Linked DNA regions of Mus musculus: regions 1 and 2 are each linked to region 3. The links are chromatin loops, found by intact Hi-C in ENCODE. Cell type or tissue: heart. All regions are shown on one strand.

Region 1 (5,000 bases), 53 kb before region 3:
AGAAATAATATTATATTTGAATTACATTTTTTAAAGTTCCCATTATTTACTTTTTTAGCCAATCACATTACGGTCATAAAAAGTCAGACTAATGAGCGTCATGTTATTTTCAATATTTAAAGTTTCAGGGTCAGTCACACACAAAGCACCTATCTCACACAAGGTGCTCTGGGCATGGGAAGATCCTCTTTTCTCTCTGCTTTCAAGGAGTCCAAGCGGGGAGATAACGTGTGCTCCAGTCCTCAGAGTTCAAAAACGAAAACATGTAAGCATCATTGGATGGGAATGAGAGATAGGGAGGGATGGAGGGAGGGAGGGAGAGAGACAGAAACAGACAGACAGACAGATTCAGACAGAGACAGAGAGACAGAGAAAGTGAGCACATTTCTGTGTCCAAAGGAAAGACAGCTGGAGGAAAATCTCCTAGTATAGGTAATAATTAAACCACGGGCAAGCTTTTATTCAGGAAGATTTGAAGTTCCAGCAATGAGGTATTGTGGGTAGAGGGGACCCTGTAAGATACATGAGGATCAGTAAGCACTTTGCCTGTGTTGAAGTTGAGGGCTGTGTAGGAACTCCTGGAGCACAAAGCCCATGCAATGTACCTAGGCTGGAAGCTTCTTCAGGGATGGGACTAGAAGAAGAAATCTGCTGCTGGTAAATCAGCTGATGATGTCTGAGCGCTCTGCTGCTTTTGCAGTGGGGACAGCGGCTGGTACATGGGACTTCACACTGACACACACTTATCAAGCATTCGTTGCCCGCTGCACGTTCACTGCCTGATAAAGGCAGGCAGTAAACACCATTCTTTTACTGCTCATTCTTTTGATAGTAAGTTAGTGCTTAGGGAGGTCAGACGTAGCTAAGCTAGAGTTTGAATCTTAGGCCCCCTGAACCCGGACTTCCCCTACACATGTCTCTGAAACACTTCGTGTGAAATTAATCCGTGAATAGCCAAAATACCTCTGGGTGTATGCAACTGCCAAAAGTCCACCTTGATGTTCCATCCAGCAGGTAACCAGGGCGCATTAATAACCAGGGCACATTAATAATTTGATGCTCTTGTTCACTTCTAAACAAAGCAGGCATCTATAACTAGACTGCCTGACCTCTCTGGGTTCTGGGCTCCTTGCCTATGGAGGTATTAATAACTTCCTTTTTGAGGATTTTGAGAGGATTCAATCCAATGGTGTGTATAAAATGCTTACCAGTATTAGGCATATAGTATTTGGTAACTGTTAGATAGTAATGTGACCGATCATAGAGATAGTTATAGTGAGACACACTAACTTATATTCTCCTCTCAGGATTTTAGGATACTGGATCTGGACGGCCCTTTCTCTATGAATATCCTAGAAAGCAGCCCAGCGAGGGCCAAGATGGCAGCATTTTGCCAGAATCCATTGTACCACTGGACTCCCAGTAGAGCAGACAAAGCACCCAACACCGATTGGCTATCGGGATTTGGCCTACCAATCACACACCTGAGAGGCGAGGTCCAGTGTAAGGAAGTTTGCACACCAGGAAGGACTTTTCTCTCTGTCCTGCTGTCTGGTATCTTAGGCTAAGGTGTGGAATCTGTGAGAGAGCCACCTTGCTGCAATGGGCATCTAAATGCAACTCAGAGATTTCACATAAACGATTACATTTTTGTGCTTCAAAGGCATTTTCTGAAGTTTTGTTGGGCAGATGGTGATAAAATAAGATGCACACTTCAAATCTTAATTTCACAACCATTTGGTCCCATTGACTCCAAATTCTGCTGAGTCTAAACACCAGGTAAAGAGCTGGCTTCAGGCTCCCTAACCTACAGGGGTCACAGTAGCTAATGTGCACATTTGGACAGCCCGAAGGTTAGTGAATTCACTGAGCTCCATGGCTGCAGTTTAAGTTAGCACCTTTATGTATTCTGAGCAACCCTGCCCCCAAACACTAACCTGAAAGGACTTCCAGAACGCCCACCCTCAAGTGCCCTAACAATGACATCACCACATTACAGTTATAGAAACAAAGCAACAGGAATGCTCAATGTAAAATCACGCAGAAAGCTAGGGAAGAAGGCTTAGCTTGGGGGACAGGCTATTCCAGCTTCCCATCTGAAATGGCTGAAGAAACAATTCACTGGCATGATGATTTTTTTTCTTAAGGAGATACCACTGAGAAACACTACCACTACCACCAAAACAACCAAACCCCACACCGTTTTGTTTTAAAAGATGTAGTTGAAAGAAGAGACACAAGAAACAGTGATATCACAGGTTACAACAATTACCTTGTGACTCACACTTTAAAAACAGAAAAGTAGAAACAAATACCACAGTGGGGGTACTTAACGTGTTGCTTAAATGCTTCCAGTTAATTAGAACTTCAGAGGCTGCCAGGATTCTAGGATGCTGTAAAACACATCAGTTATGACTTTGTTTATGAAAAACCCTGTCTGAAGCTTCCAAGTCCCCGGAGGAAATGAGGGCTATAAATAACTCTATTGACAATCTATTTTAGTAACTGGGAATTTCCATGTCTCCCTGCGGAAAGCAGGAGGTGGGGGTGGGGCGGAGAGCAATTCCTTTTGTTCTCACCCTGAAAGTCATTAGGAGCCTTAGGCCCTCACTGGGGTCCAGGATCCCAGGGGTAAGTCTAAAGTGCCATTGGGGTCTTGCTGTTCAGAGAGTCTTGAGACAGAGGGAAGATTGTCAGTCTTACAAGCTCCTCTTCGGAGCCCTGGGTCACCGTCCAAAGGGTTCAAAAGTGCAAATGGCAGGTCCTGCAAGATTCTCACTTTGAGTCCAGAAGTCTCTTGAGGGTTTCCCATCAGATCCTTCCAACTCCCAAGACCGCAGGTCCAGATCTGGGAAGAAGAGACCACAAACAGGAAAAATAAATAAATCATTGACTAGAACATACATATAACCTCTCAAAGTAGACTGGAGAGAGAAACCACCTTTAAAAAAAATAGTAATCTATGTATCGGGACCAGCAGGGTTCAAAGCCTTTCATGATACACCCTCCCATTTCCCCACTCTAAGTTTCTCTCCAGCACTACTTTAGGACCCCTACCCAACACCCACCCTATGGACCCCAGACAGCTATACTATAATGAAACACTTCATAGGGTGTCAGATGCCCTGGAGCAGGAGTTACAGGCAGCAGTGAGAGAGACAATGGGAACTGAACTTAGGTCCTCTGCAAGAGCTGCAAACCCTCTTAACCACAGAGCTCTCTCCAGGCCCTTTACTTCTGTTTTTAAAGGCTTTGGCAGTTCCAACAAGCTGGCCTACTCTATGCTCTCAGCCAAGTGCATGGCCAAGATGGCTGCTCCCTCATCTCTTGGTTCATTTGTCATATCTACTTGGATAGGCTACAGGGCCCACAATCTTATCAAATGCTAGTCTTGATGTTGCCATGCGCTTTACAGTTATAATTAATGTGTTGTATCAGCTAAATTCTACATAGCTTATATGCCAATATAGCTTCCTTCTAATCAGGTGAGACCTTGAGAACAAATTCCTAGAGATGAAGAAACCCTGCCTGGAGAATGTGATATGGAAACTCTGCCTCTGTTTCGACCTGCTGGCCTACTGCACAAAGGTCAGCCTCACTCTCCCCACAGTCATGGGCACTGACCCTTTAAAATGAATCTACCTGTCTCTTTCCCTCTGCTGCTTTCCCCTCCCCCACTCCAGGCTCTGTTTCTCTGGAGAGACCCTGGCCCCAGGACAACAGGTACCAGGTTTCCCAGCTATCTCATTTCTCTGCCAGTTACTTCACTGTCAGAATGTCAGATAAGGAGGCCTGAGACATTTCTGATTATATGGTTAAATGTCTGTTACAAAATACTCATGATCAAAAAAAAAAAAAAAAAAAAGTAAATAAAAGAAAAATAATTAAAAAACAAAAAACCAAAATACTCATGATCATGTTGACTCAACAAAGACGTTCTAATACCGCAGAGCACGTGGGCATGCGAGAGGATGAGACATTCAGGAGATTATGTGTTCTTGGTGTTCTCAAATATGTCTCTACCCTAAATGATCCATGCCTCGGGCCTCGCTGTTAGCGGTTTGTTTACTTCTAGCCATGAAGCTATAAATAGGTCCCCAGTGTGTGAGTTGGCTAATCTGGTAATTTTTTATCTAGCATTTAATAACTAGCAGACATTCCATAAACACCTCCATGTCTGTCTTCTTGCCAGTGGAGAGTTAGAGTTGAGCTGGCAGGTTGCCCAAGCCCTGTCTGGTCACCTCAGGCCTCCTCCCCTCCTTTCATCACATGCTTGCTTGCTGGAGACCAGAGTTTGTCACCTCTGCTCTCAGGCCCCTCCCACGTCTTCCCTGTCCTGAGTACTTGAAGGAGTCCCACTGAAGAAAGACACTGAGCCTATCGGACCTACACAAGCAGGTGCCTCCGGGTCAAGGATATCATTTTATAGGAATTGGGATTTTCGTTTCTGAAGAAATGGGTATTTTAATCAGGCTCGCCAAGGCGGATGAGAAAATTTGCTGGGTCAAGAAAATCTAATTGCTGATTCAGAGCTCAGTTGTAATCAGACCTCAGTGTGGAACTTCCCGAGTTTGTCCCATGGCTCTGTACCCAGGCTGTGGGCCTACAGTAATTGCTTTCAGATCAATTGCTGGTAGGCGTGGGAAAAAGTCTGAGAGCCCATGTTCATTCTTTTCCATCGAATTTTGTACTGAGGATTGCTATCTCTTACGGATGAGACAAAGGCTTCCTGGGGTTGTTTTTGATGTGTTTATAAAAAGATAAGGAGAGGGGGGATATGTTCTATGGAGATGTAGTCAGGTATGGGGGAAAGCAGTGCCTCTGAGGGCCCATGCTGAGGCATCCCTTCCCCCTGAGGGACCAGCCACAGGACAGTATAGTATAAAATAGAGTTTATTTGGGGCATGGTCAGGGGAGTTAAGAGGGTAGTAGAGGCTGGGCGTGGTGGCGCACACTTTTAATCCCAGCACATGGGAGGCAGAGGCAGGCAGATTTCTGAG
Region 2 (5,000 bases), 67 kb before region 3:
ATAAGAAAGGCAGGTCAAATAAAACACCACGTGGTTTTTTTGTTTGGTTTTGGTTTTTCGAGACATGGTTTCTCTGTATAGCCCTGGCTGTCCTGGAACACACTTTGTAGACCAGGCTGGCCTCGAACTCTTGCAAGTTTACATTGTTCTTCTTCAGCACTCAGGCCTGAGTTCCAGCAAGTACCGCGGGCGGTGACTGCACCACTGTAACAGACGGAATTGATGGGAAAATGCCTACTTCCCCAAGGACCCTGAGTGGCTCTTGCTGCCCTGACTGCGCCCTGGGAGTTGTCTTCAGGGTCCCTCAGAAGCCCTCACAATCTACAACTACAAGAGAAACTCTTGCTTCAGCAAGGCATATCTGAGGCGCTTCTCTGGAATTTATGCCAGTGACCATCCTGAGTGGCCCGGGGAGTGGTTGGACAGCTGGGTGGATTTTGGAGTCCCAATCCTGGAGAGCAAGTCTCGATTCTTGTTCTCCACACGTCACCGGAAAGCATCCAGGCTCAGCGCACTTCTCCGTTCCTCGCTGCTTCTTACCTTACTTCTGATCACGAGCTCCCTTCTGTTTTGAATTCCTTGGAGCCCGTCTCCCTTCATTGGACATACAACTGTATGCAATCTCAGTTTTGATACAACTTTCCCAGCTTGTGATGTATATTTCTCTAGTTTTCTTTGAACCCCCCCAGTGTGAAACATATCTAATACAACGTTTTGTACTCTTCATGACACATAGCTGTCGGGGATTCAAATCACAAGATAGAATGTAATACGCCCCGGGGAGTGGGTGGACCCCATATACCCTTGAAACAGAAGGATGTTGCTGAGATGGTCCAGTGCCTTACCCTGTCACTCAGATGCTCAGTCAGAAAATAAAAGCTCTGGTTGAACTGGCTTTGAACTGTCCCTCAGGGCCTTCATGCTTTCCCAACAGCCCTCACAGAGTCACTTCCACTATGTCGCAGTCACCTGGGGATGACACTCTAAAGACTCTTCATTCTGAGAACATTGAACAAAAGTTTTTGTGTTTTGGGAAAGGACCCTTGCACTCCCTACACATGACTTTTCTACCCTGGGGTGGTTCTTGAAGACAACTTCCCCAAGCAGTCGTCAGAAGGGGTGCTCACACTGTCTCTTGTCACATGTGGTTCATATGCTCAGCCACAGCTCAGTCATGCGTATGTGCTCTGGCCCTTGTGACATCTCCTGAGGCCAGCAGGATGCTGGCAAGCCCAGTGTCTGCTCAAACTTATCTTTTAGTTTCTCTTCAGAGTCTCAGAAAAACACAGGTGGAAATCTGCGCTCGATATTGCGGGAAACACAAGTTGTATGTATAAAATTTTGCCAAAACCCCAGTGAAATTCTAAAATTTAAACATATTTTAAAAAAATAATGTTTAAATGTTTTTATGCTGAAAATACTCAAATTGTGCTTGCCTCTCAAATACAGTGAGAATAAAAATTGCTTACAGTCTCATGGCATGGGCAGAGCTACTCACTATTACTATAATTCTTGTTACACAGCCTTGAAAGCAAAGTGAAAGAAGGAAAAAAAAAAGAAAGGAATATGAAATATAAGCTGTTTGCCCCACCACCTCCCACCCTACTGCTGATCTTTACAAAAGGATTTTAAGGAGGAATTTTCCCCAAATTTTGTAAAGAAACGATCTTGCTAATAACAACATCGTGGAGGTATTTTTGTTGTCTGTGAACACCACAGCATCTCAGTGGCCATTCTGCTTTAGAAAACATACTCTAGAGAAAAATGACAGTTTGCACAAAGCCCAACAGCTAGCTGTCTTAAAAGGAATTTTGTATGCATATGATTCTCCAGAAGGGTCATATTTTTGAACCTTGTTTTTGAACAAAGCCCTCTTGACAGTCTAGGGCACTCCTTTCCAGCCATTTTCTTACCTTGGTTGTTTATTTTGGCTTGGCACTGTACCCCAAATGGTGCTAAGGTGCCCTGCGCATTACCCCACCATCCCCCGCCCCTTCTCTCACACATACCCACCACTATTGGTCTCTCCTCTGGGCTTTGGTATTTGTGAGCTTACATTTCAGTCCTGGCTCAGCAACACTGTCTGCATTTTCTCCTCTGTCTAAGACTTGAACCCCCTGCCCCCATAGGGTCCCATGAGAATGGACAAGTAATAGATGCAAATTGTGTGCTGACTTCATAATAACTTACCAACATACAGAGACTTAAGATGACATTCAACAATTTTTTTTGTATTTCTCTGTAATTTTGTTCTTGAGATTTCCATGGTCCGATGGTAACCTATAATACCAACACAGCTCTATGACTAATCTATTTTCACTCTGCTAGACAAGTTATTTCCAGTTTGGGGACAGAGATGTTGTAACTAAAGCAAGTTCTTTCCCTTCTGTTCTACTTCTTTTCTTTAGAAGAAAATTCCTGGAATAGCATTTCTAAACAGGGACATTAACCTTGAGCAATCTAACTCTGTCTCTCTCTGTCTCTCTGTCTGTCTCTCTGTCTGTCTGTCTGTCTGTCTGTCTCTCTCTTTCTCTCTCTCTCACACACATACAGAGAGAGAGAGAACAACTTTTTGTGCCTACAGTGTCTTCTATATTTTGCATTTCCTTGGAGAGATTTTTGAGCAGCAGAATTACTTGAGCAAACTGGAGGACAAGTGGCCTGCCCTCCATGCTATAAATCCTATATATGCCTCATTGTGCCAATTTATTCTTCCATAAACAATCTATGAAACCACCAGCTTCATATAGTCTAGTGTATTGCTTAGCGTATTACTATAGAGTATGTATGTAAGTAGTGATACAATTAAGAAATTTCTTGGCCAATGAAACAGCAGGAAAAGCCTGTTCAAATTTTATCTTGACTAAATATTTTGTATTTTTTCTATTCCAATTTTAAATTGCTTGGTAAGTTAATCATTTCAGCACATGTCCTGGTTTAACAAGCAATATGATCATTTCTTCCTTTCTGTCTCTACAGATGAACATCCTGGGCATGCTTGCTTCCTCTGTTTGCTGCAGCTGTTATAATGTGGAAGTTAATTTTCATAGGACAAACAGAACTGAGCAGGAAGCACGCACCATCTCCTCTTGGGAGGACCCTGGCTGTTAGAACGAACAGTGGTACACAAGTTCTATTAGATGGGGGCAGCTGCAGGCACTGCCACATCATTGCAGGATGCAGGTCCTTGCTAGCATCTCAGGGTTTTGTTCCAAGATCAACAGAGATGTTCTGTTAATATGTTAATTAATTGGCTTTCTCTTCTCTGTGACAAGAAACCCCACAAAACACCCCAAGGAGGGAGACATTTCTTCTGGCTCAGTGTTAGAGTGTCCGTGATCACGGCAGGAAGAGTATTGCATGGTAGAGTGGACCGACACCTCCAACAAGGAGGGAAGGAGACAGCATGGGGGCAGGGATGCATTTGAGAAGAAGCCCATTCTCAAGGGCTGTCCTTATCCCACTTTTCCTTTGCCTGGATCACTCAGTCTACAGGATGGCGCAGTTCCAACCACATGCAGCACAGGTCTTCCCCACGTATGGGATTCTCTGTGGATGTGACCCCACAGATATATCATGAGTCACCTTTACTAGTCTCCTAGTTGTGACCTTTCAGGAGAATCAAGTTGACAAATTTAATCACCAGGGGTTGTGGTGGTGGCTCAGTGGGTAAAGTGTTTTCAAGTAACAAGAACTGAGAGCCTCAGAAGCAGTGTCAAAGTCTGGTGGGTGTGGTAGCCAGCCTACAATCCTAGCAAGCTGGAGGATTGGTAGGGAGTCCCTGGAGAATGCTGGCTAGCTGGACTAGCCAACACAAGAAGCTCAGGGGTCATCAAGAGACCCTGTCTCAATAGGTAAGTGAACAGTCAAGGAAGACATCAGCCTTAGACCTCCACACATATGTGTTTGCACGCCCACATACCTACACACATGCACAGGCACACACACTAGAAAAAAAAGTTTAGTCACAGTAAACTCAAAATTAGGTTAACAATCTGGGCTATGATAATAAAACTCCTCCGAAACGTTTCTGTAATAAGACACCACTGAGAAATAAGTTCAATGTCACCTTAGAATATGCTATTCCTGTAGAAAAGGCTATATGACAAGCCAAATAATACTCATTGCTCTTCTCAGGAACCAGGTATCAGGAGAGGGTGAGAGGCAGGAGCAGGGTGGCTGGAGTGACCACAGCTGCTGGCTCCGTTAAGCTGTGTGAATCTGATACATTCCTTGGCCACTGAAGGGACAGATCTGGCAGTTGGTGGGACTACGTGGACCCAGTGGTCATGCCTGAGTTCACTGACATATTTTTCTTTCTTGGCTTCTTTTCTCTAGACTCCCTGCACAGTATTTCTAAAAGTATTTTATGAATGTCAACCATTGTTTTGGGTTCTATGATTATGAAAATGGATTTTTTTAAAGAAAAAAATCAATTCTTGCTTCTCAGTACCTCACAGGCTGTTATAGACAAACAGACATGTAATTACAAAATACCATATTATTAGGGCTTAATTTTGTAACAGATCTAGGATGTCTTGGCCTCATCTGGTTGTGACTTTGCTGAAGAATCTTAAGAAAAAAATAGTTAGTTTGCTTAATGTTAAAAAAAAATAGAGCTTAATTATCCCTGCTTAAATGTGAAGTCTGAGTCACCAAACACCAGTGAGGTTATAATCATGACTAGGTGTGGTGCTACCTAGTCACCACCCTAGAACATCAGAGGTAGAAGAGGGGGCAAGGACCAGGAGTTCAAGGCCAGTGTGGGCTACATGAGACCTTACTGTTATAAAACCAGCCAACAACCAACCACACACTGGAATGGAATGACAGCTACAGTTTGTGCTAGATATTGGGTGTCTTACATGGGCAATCTGATATTTCAAGCCCAGCCAAGGAGAAGCATAAAGCCCAAACCCTTAACACACTTGAGTCCTGTGAACTGGGCAGACACAGACACTTCCAAACCCATGGTAATTTGACTGAAGCAGAAATGTTTT
Region 3 (5,000 bases):
AGTAAGCCGGTGGAGGGCTTCGCTCTGGAGCCCCGGGGACTTTGTCTGCATTTTTAGAGAGGACGGTGCTTTGGTTAGAGAGTAGACTGCTTTGGAAGGATGAGCTGCAACGCAGCCTTAGGAGGGCACTGTATACATTTGCACTAGGGTGCTGGGCTAGTGGAGGGCGTGATCTGTGGAGGGTTTTAAAGATGTGTTCATTAAATTTATTTTTAAATGTTCAGCAGCTTTATTAAAATGTTGTTAACACACAAAAGCAGGCCGTATAAACTTAATGTAAACTCTTGGCACACTATTCATTCAGTTGGACTGCTTAGTATATGCATAGAGTTGGCTAACCAACACCACTATTTAATTTGGCAAATCTTAATTACCACTAAAAGAAGGAACCATATTCACTCAGAAATAGTCCCATTTCCCCTTCCTTTTTCCAGAATCCTGGCAGGTGTCCATCTGTGTTGGTCAACTGCTTGTGTTGACATTTCATAGAAATGACATTGAGTAGCCCTTGACCTTTTGTGGCTTGCTTCTTGCACTGAGCATGATGTAAGGTTTATCTGTTGTGCAGCACACATCAATACTTTATTCCTTTCATAATGGGAAGATATTGCATTGTATAATAAGCCAAATGTGTTTATTACTTGCTAACATTTTCTCATAAGAACTAAGTCTGTTCTGTTCATATCTGGGTCTCTAATCTGTTTTGAGTTCATTTTTGTGTATGAGCAAGGTTCTTTTGCACATACTCCAATAAATTTATTTTAAAAAACTAAACTGTCCTTTCTCTGTAGAATTATCCCAGCATCCTGGATGATAAACGTGGGGTGTATTCCTGGACTTTGCATCCATGTTGCTCAGGTCTGTGTCTGTTCTCTGCCCCCATCACATAGTGCCGTTTACTGTAGCTTTGTGAAAAGTTTGAAATTAGGAAGTAAGGCCGTCAGCTTTGTTCCTTCTGAAGTCCTCTCTCTCCCCCTCCCTCTGGCCCTTCCTCCTCCTTTCCCTTGAATTTCTCTCTCTTGAGTTTCTGTATGAATTTTAGGGTAGACTTGTCTATTCTGCACAAAAGGAACTGGTGTGCTTTGCTAGGAATTACATTGACTCAGCAGTTCCATAATTATCTCAACAATGTTGTCTTTCAAACTCTAAAAGCAGTCTTTCAGTTTTCTTTTCTTTTTCAGATTCTGAAATATTAAAAAAAATTATTATTATTGGCAACAAAGCCATGTGTAGGAGCAAGTGCCATGGTATGCATCTGGAAGCTAGCTTTATGAAGTTGGTGCTCTCCTTTCATGTTGTGTGAGGTTTAGGAATAGATCTTAGGTCACCAGGCTGGCTCAATAAGAATCTAGACTCACTAGGCTATCTCACCATACCAAGGTTTTAAACTTTTTATTTGCATACTTAAAAGCTTTACATTCTAATAGTTACACATTCTAATAATTAAAATAATTTGAAAAAAAAAGGCACTCTGATTATAGGACACGCTGCAGCCTGCAGGACACAGAGGGTGACCTTGGATTTTACTCCAGGTCTCACCACTTTCCAAATCCAGCTTCTTCGCTCACCAGCAGGACGTTCTTTCTCTTTCCTGCCAGTCAGACCTGTGGATGTGAGAGGCAAGCCGAGCCAGCCAGAACTTTGTTGCCAATTGTTACCGCTGTGAAAGGGAGAACCGAGTCTTTTAAACTTTGTCCAACCCCTTCACATTTTACAAAGCTAAACAGAGTAACCAAGTAAGGTCAGAAGGTGATGTTTGCTGAGCGCTCACTGCCTGTTGGTGGCACTTGCCTCACCATCTGCCCACTCCCGTCTGTTTGCTTGTTTCTTTTGAAGGAAGAGATTCTCTCTTAACATTTCTAGGCTCTTCAGTCTCCACTTACTGAACTACAGGATGTCAGCCACATCCGGTATTTCAGATAAGGTTGAGGAGAGAACCCAGCGAAGTGTGTGAGCAATAAAGCCTGATCTGTTATAGACTAGCCCATTTTCTTAGAGCTATGTTTTTGAAAACAAAACAAAACAACAACAAAAACAAAAAAAAAACAAAAAAACACCTGTAGGACATTGCTGACAGTATAGGTAATTAAAAGGAAATACAGACCTCCTGGGCTTAGGGATGGAGTCATTAGGACACTAGAGGGCTAGGAACATCCATTAGATCTGAAATGCCTGCTAGAGTGCCCAGAGAAGTTCCTCAAGATGTGGAAGGGCAGACAGTATAAAGCTGGAGGTAGAGATTGGACCTGCTTAATGGTCACGTAGGCCACAGCCTGCATGGCATCAGGGATGAGAGATGGGAAGAACAAAGTGGGAAGCAACAGACCTGAGGTACTGATTGCAACATGTCTGGACCATGTAAGTCTTCCTTACAAAATGCATAACTTGAAAAGTTATTGTCTTCACGCACAGTAGTTGGCACTTGCCAACGTTCTCACTTTTGGACAGTGACAGGGTGACAAGAGCCAGAGTTCTAGTGATGAATAGGCTCCTGGGCCACTCACCACTGGCTCAGCTTCCCTTTCTTCTTTAGCCACCCAAGGGGACTTTCCTGGAGCACTGCCTTCTTGGAACACTAAGGGGCAGACTCTGTTCTAAAGGTACTTTCCAGCCTGCAAATGCCTGTCCTACTAGTCTGTGCAATGGGTAAGAATGCACACTCTAAACCCAGACACATAAGCAATCAAAATCTGAGGTTACAAATGTATTAGCCTCTAACACATCAGACAGCTTAGAAAAGCTTTGTGCTTTATTTCCTCTCCTCCTCCTCCTTCTCTTCCTCCTCCTCCTCCTCCTCCTCCTCCTCCTCCTCCTACTCCTCCTCCTCCTCCTCCTACTACTACTCTACTACTACTACTACTACTACTACTACTACTACTACTACTACTACTACTACTACTACTACTACTCTACTACTACTACCACCACCACCACCACATGCCAGAATATTAGGAGTCATTCCATACTTTCCTCCCACCCTCTTGCTTCTACGCCCACTGTGCATCTTAGATGGTCCCTGTCCCTTCTGCTTTCCTGTGGCATCACCATAATTCTGATTCTCATTGCTTCTCATTCTACCCTAGTGCATCTTCCTCACTGCTGGCTCCCCCTTTGTGGCTCCCTCTACACCAGCCTTGTTGAGGCAGAGAGCATCAATCCTGGAACCATTCTTCACTCTTCTCTCACCCTGCGTCTGATTCATCAGCTAGTCCTATAGGCTGTCTCTTCACTGATCTTCAGAGCCTAATCACTTCTCACCACCCCAGAGATTCCGTACCATCTGGGACATTATCATCTCCTGTGGTGATTTCTGCACCTTTCTGATAGTAGGATTCCAAGACCCTACCTAATCTCATTATCTGACATTTGATTCCCAATACAGCAGCCAGGGTAATTATTTTAAAACACAAGTGCTATTGTTTTCAAGTCAAGTTTTTCTTAGGACAGCCTTTAAATGCTTTTCCTGCCCTGGTCTCTCTTACCTCTCGGTCACATAATGACCCATGCCCTTTCCATGAACAGGAACTCATGGTGGTTGCGAAAATCTAATCTCATTTTACTTTGTAAAAATAAATTTTTTTAACTTTATCTCAGTTTCTTTGTAAGTTAACTTTACCTCAGTTTCTTTGTAAGTTTTTAAAGATTAGTATGGCATCATATATGTCTTGTTAAAAGCCTTAAACTCTTTTACATTCATTACAACCCTTTTCTAGTTGCCTTATGTGGTTTCCTGTATCCTGAGTGTATCCTAGTCACCTATAATGATCACTTACAGCTCATTACTGGCATGTAAGGTCTCAGAAGTTTGTTAGATAGATAATAAATGACACGCACAATTTTTTACCCATGAGTCTGGCTCCCCGTTGGATTCCTTTTCTTTTAGATAAAAAGAAACTTGAGAAAGAACTTCCTATAAGTTAAGGCCACAACAGGATGAGCTAGTCACAAAGTAGACAATCATTATCCTAAGACTTACTTAAGACAAAGGCCCACTTGGAAGCAAGAGTTTCCATTGGTGGAGAGTGATTCCTTTTCAATGCTTGCAAGCTTGCCAGCACAGATACCTTAAGCTCCTCCATCATAAACTTGTCTCAAAACTCTTTGCAATGCAAATATGACCTTTGTCCTTGGAGTTCTTAGTGAGAACCAATTTTTTTTCCTCTAAACGAATATGTACTTAGAGCCCTTATAGTTAGGAAAGCAAAAGTCAAGTACAGTGAATAGAAGGAAGAACAGACTGCTTTGTAGCTAGGCAAGCAGGGTCTGGGGAGTCTGGGATGTATGGAGTGATGGGGAGTCTGGGGTGTATGGAGTGATGGGGAGTCTGGAGGATGTATGGAGTGATGGGGAGTCTGGGATGTATGGAGTGATGGAGAGTTTGGGGGTGTATGGAGTGAATATATAGCCAAAATGAATAAATTCATAATTTCAGAGCATCCAGTCCTTCAGCTGCACGAATACTGTTATACACAGACAAGAGAAGTGTTCAGATGACTAGTCCTTCTTTTTAGTATTCTTTCTAAAATCCACATGTTTTTTATAAGTCAGTGACCTACCATCTATTCTTGCTGTGTGTTCATTTTTTCTTAAGTCTATGGTGATTAGGTGGCTACGAGAAATCATCAGGTTCGCTAGCACACTAACACCTGCATGTCTTGGTCAAACCTCACCAAGTGTACAGAAGTGCTTGTGGGTGCTTGGATGATACATTGTAAATGATCAATTATTCTTCACATTGACTGCCATTATCACTTCTGAGGTAACAGACAGTCTTAGGTTTAGAAATTGCATGACTTTATATCTGCCCATCATCTGTGGTGACAGATATTATATTATTACAACAGACAACTTATTAAATTTGTATTCATCTCTATTAATGGGATGGAATACTTAAGTTCAAACTACATCTCAACTGTCCATCCCATAAACACCAAGCTCCTCCAATATACATACTGGCTTTTTTGAGTCTTTCTATCAGACTGTGGAGAACTTGTAAGAGG

What was found. A loop is a pair of places that touch in the nucleus more often than their neighbours do. Peaks named below come from ENCODE experiments on the same cell type or tissue, not always from the same donor. Only the 100,000 strongest peaks of a DNase experiment are listed, where the experiment ranks them.
Region 1: it touches region 3 in a loop (4-fold over the local background); 4 of 42 quality-filtered maps call a loop at or near these places.
Region 2: it touches region 3 in a loop (2.0-fold over the local background); 4 of 42 quality-filtered maps call a loop at or near these places.

Annotation. Positions count from the first base shown.
Region 1 is chr19:29,468,364-29,473,363 of GRCm38, reverse strand. It overlaps Pdcd1lg2 (programmed cell death 1 ligand 2), which reads right to left. Exons shown (of 6, transcript NM_021396.2): 6 at 437-2,848. Among named protein-coding and RNA genes, the nearest start is that of A930007I19Rik, 51 kb to the left of the region's middle. In heart, no CTCF peak of the experiment used is centred here; DNase peaks (open chromatin) are centred at 2,543 and 4,263; H3K4me3 peaks cover 771 bases; H3K27ac peaks cover 4,595 bases.
Region 2 is chr19:29,482,829-29,487,828 of GRCm38, reverse strand. No RefSeq gene overlaps it. Among named protein-coding and RNA genes, the nearest start is that of A930007I19Rik, 37 kb to the left of the region's middle. In heart, no CTCF peak of the experiment used is centred here; DNase peaks (open chromatin) are centred at 1,098 and 3,068.
Region 3 is chr19:29,415,631-29,420,630 of GRCm38, reverse strand. The region is part of intron 1 of Pdcd1lg2 (programmed cell death 1 ligand 2); the gene reads right to left. Among named protein-coding and RNA genes, the nearest start is that of Pdcd1lg2, 7.2 kb to the right of the region's middle. In heart, CTCF peaks have their summits at 1,570 and 2,580; no DNase peak of the experiment used is centred here; H3K27ac peaks cover 577 bases.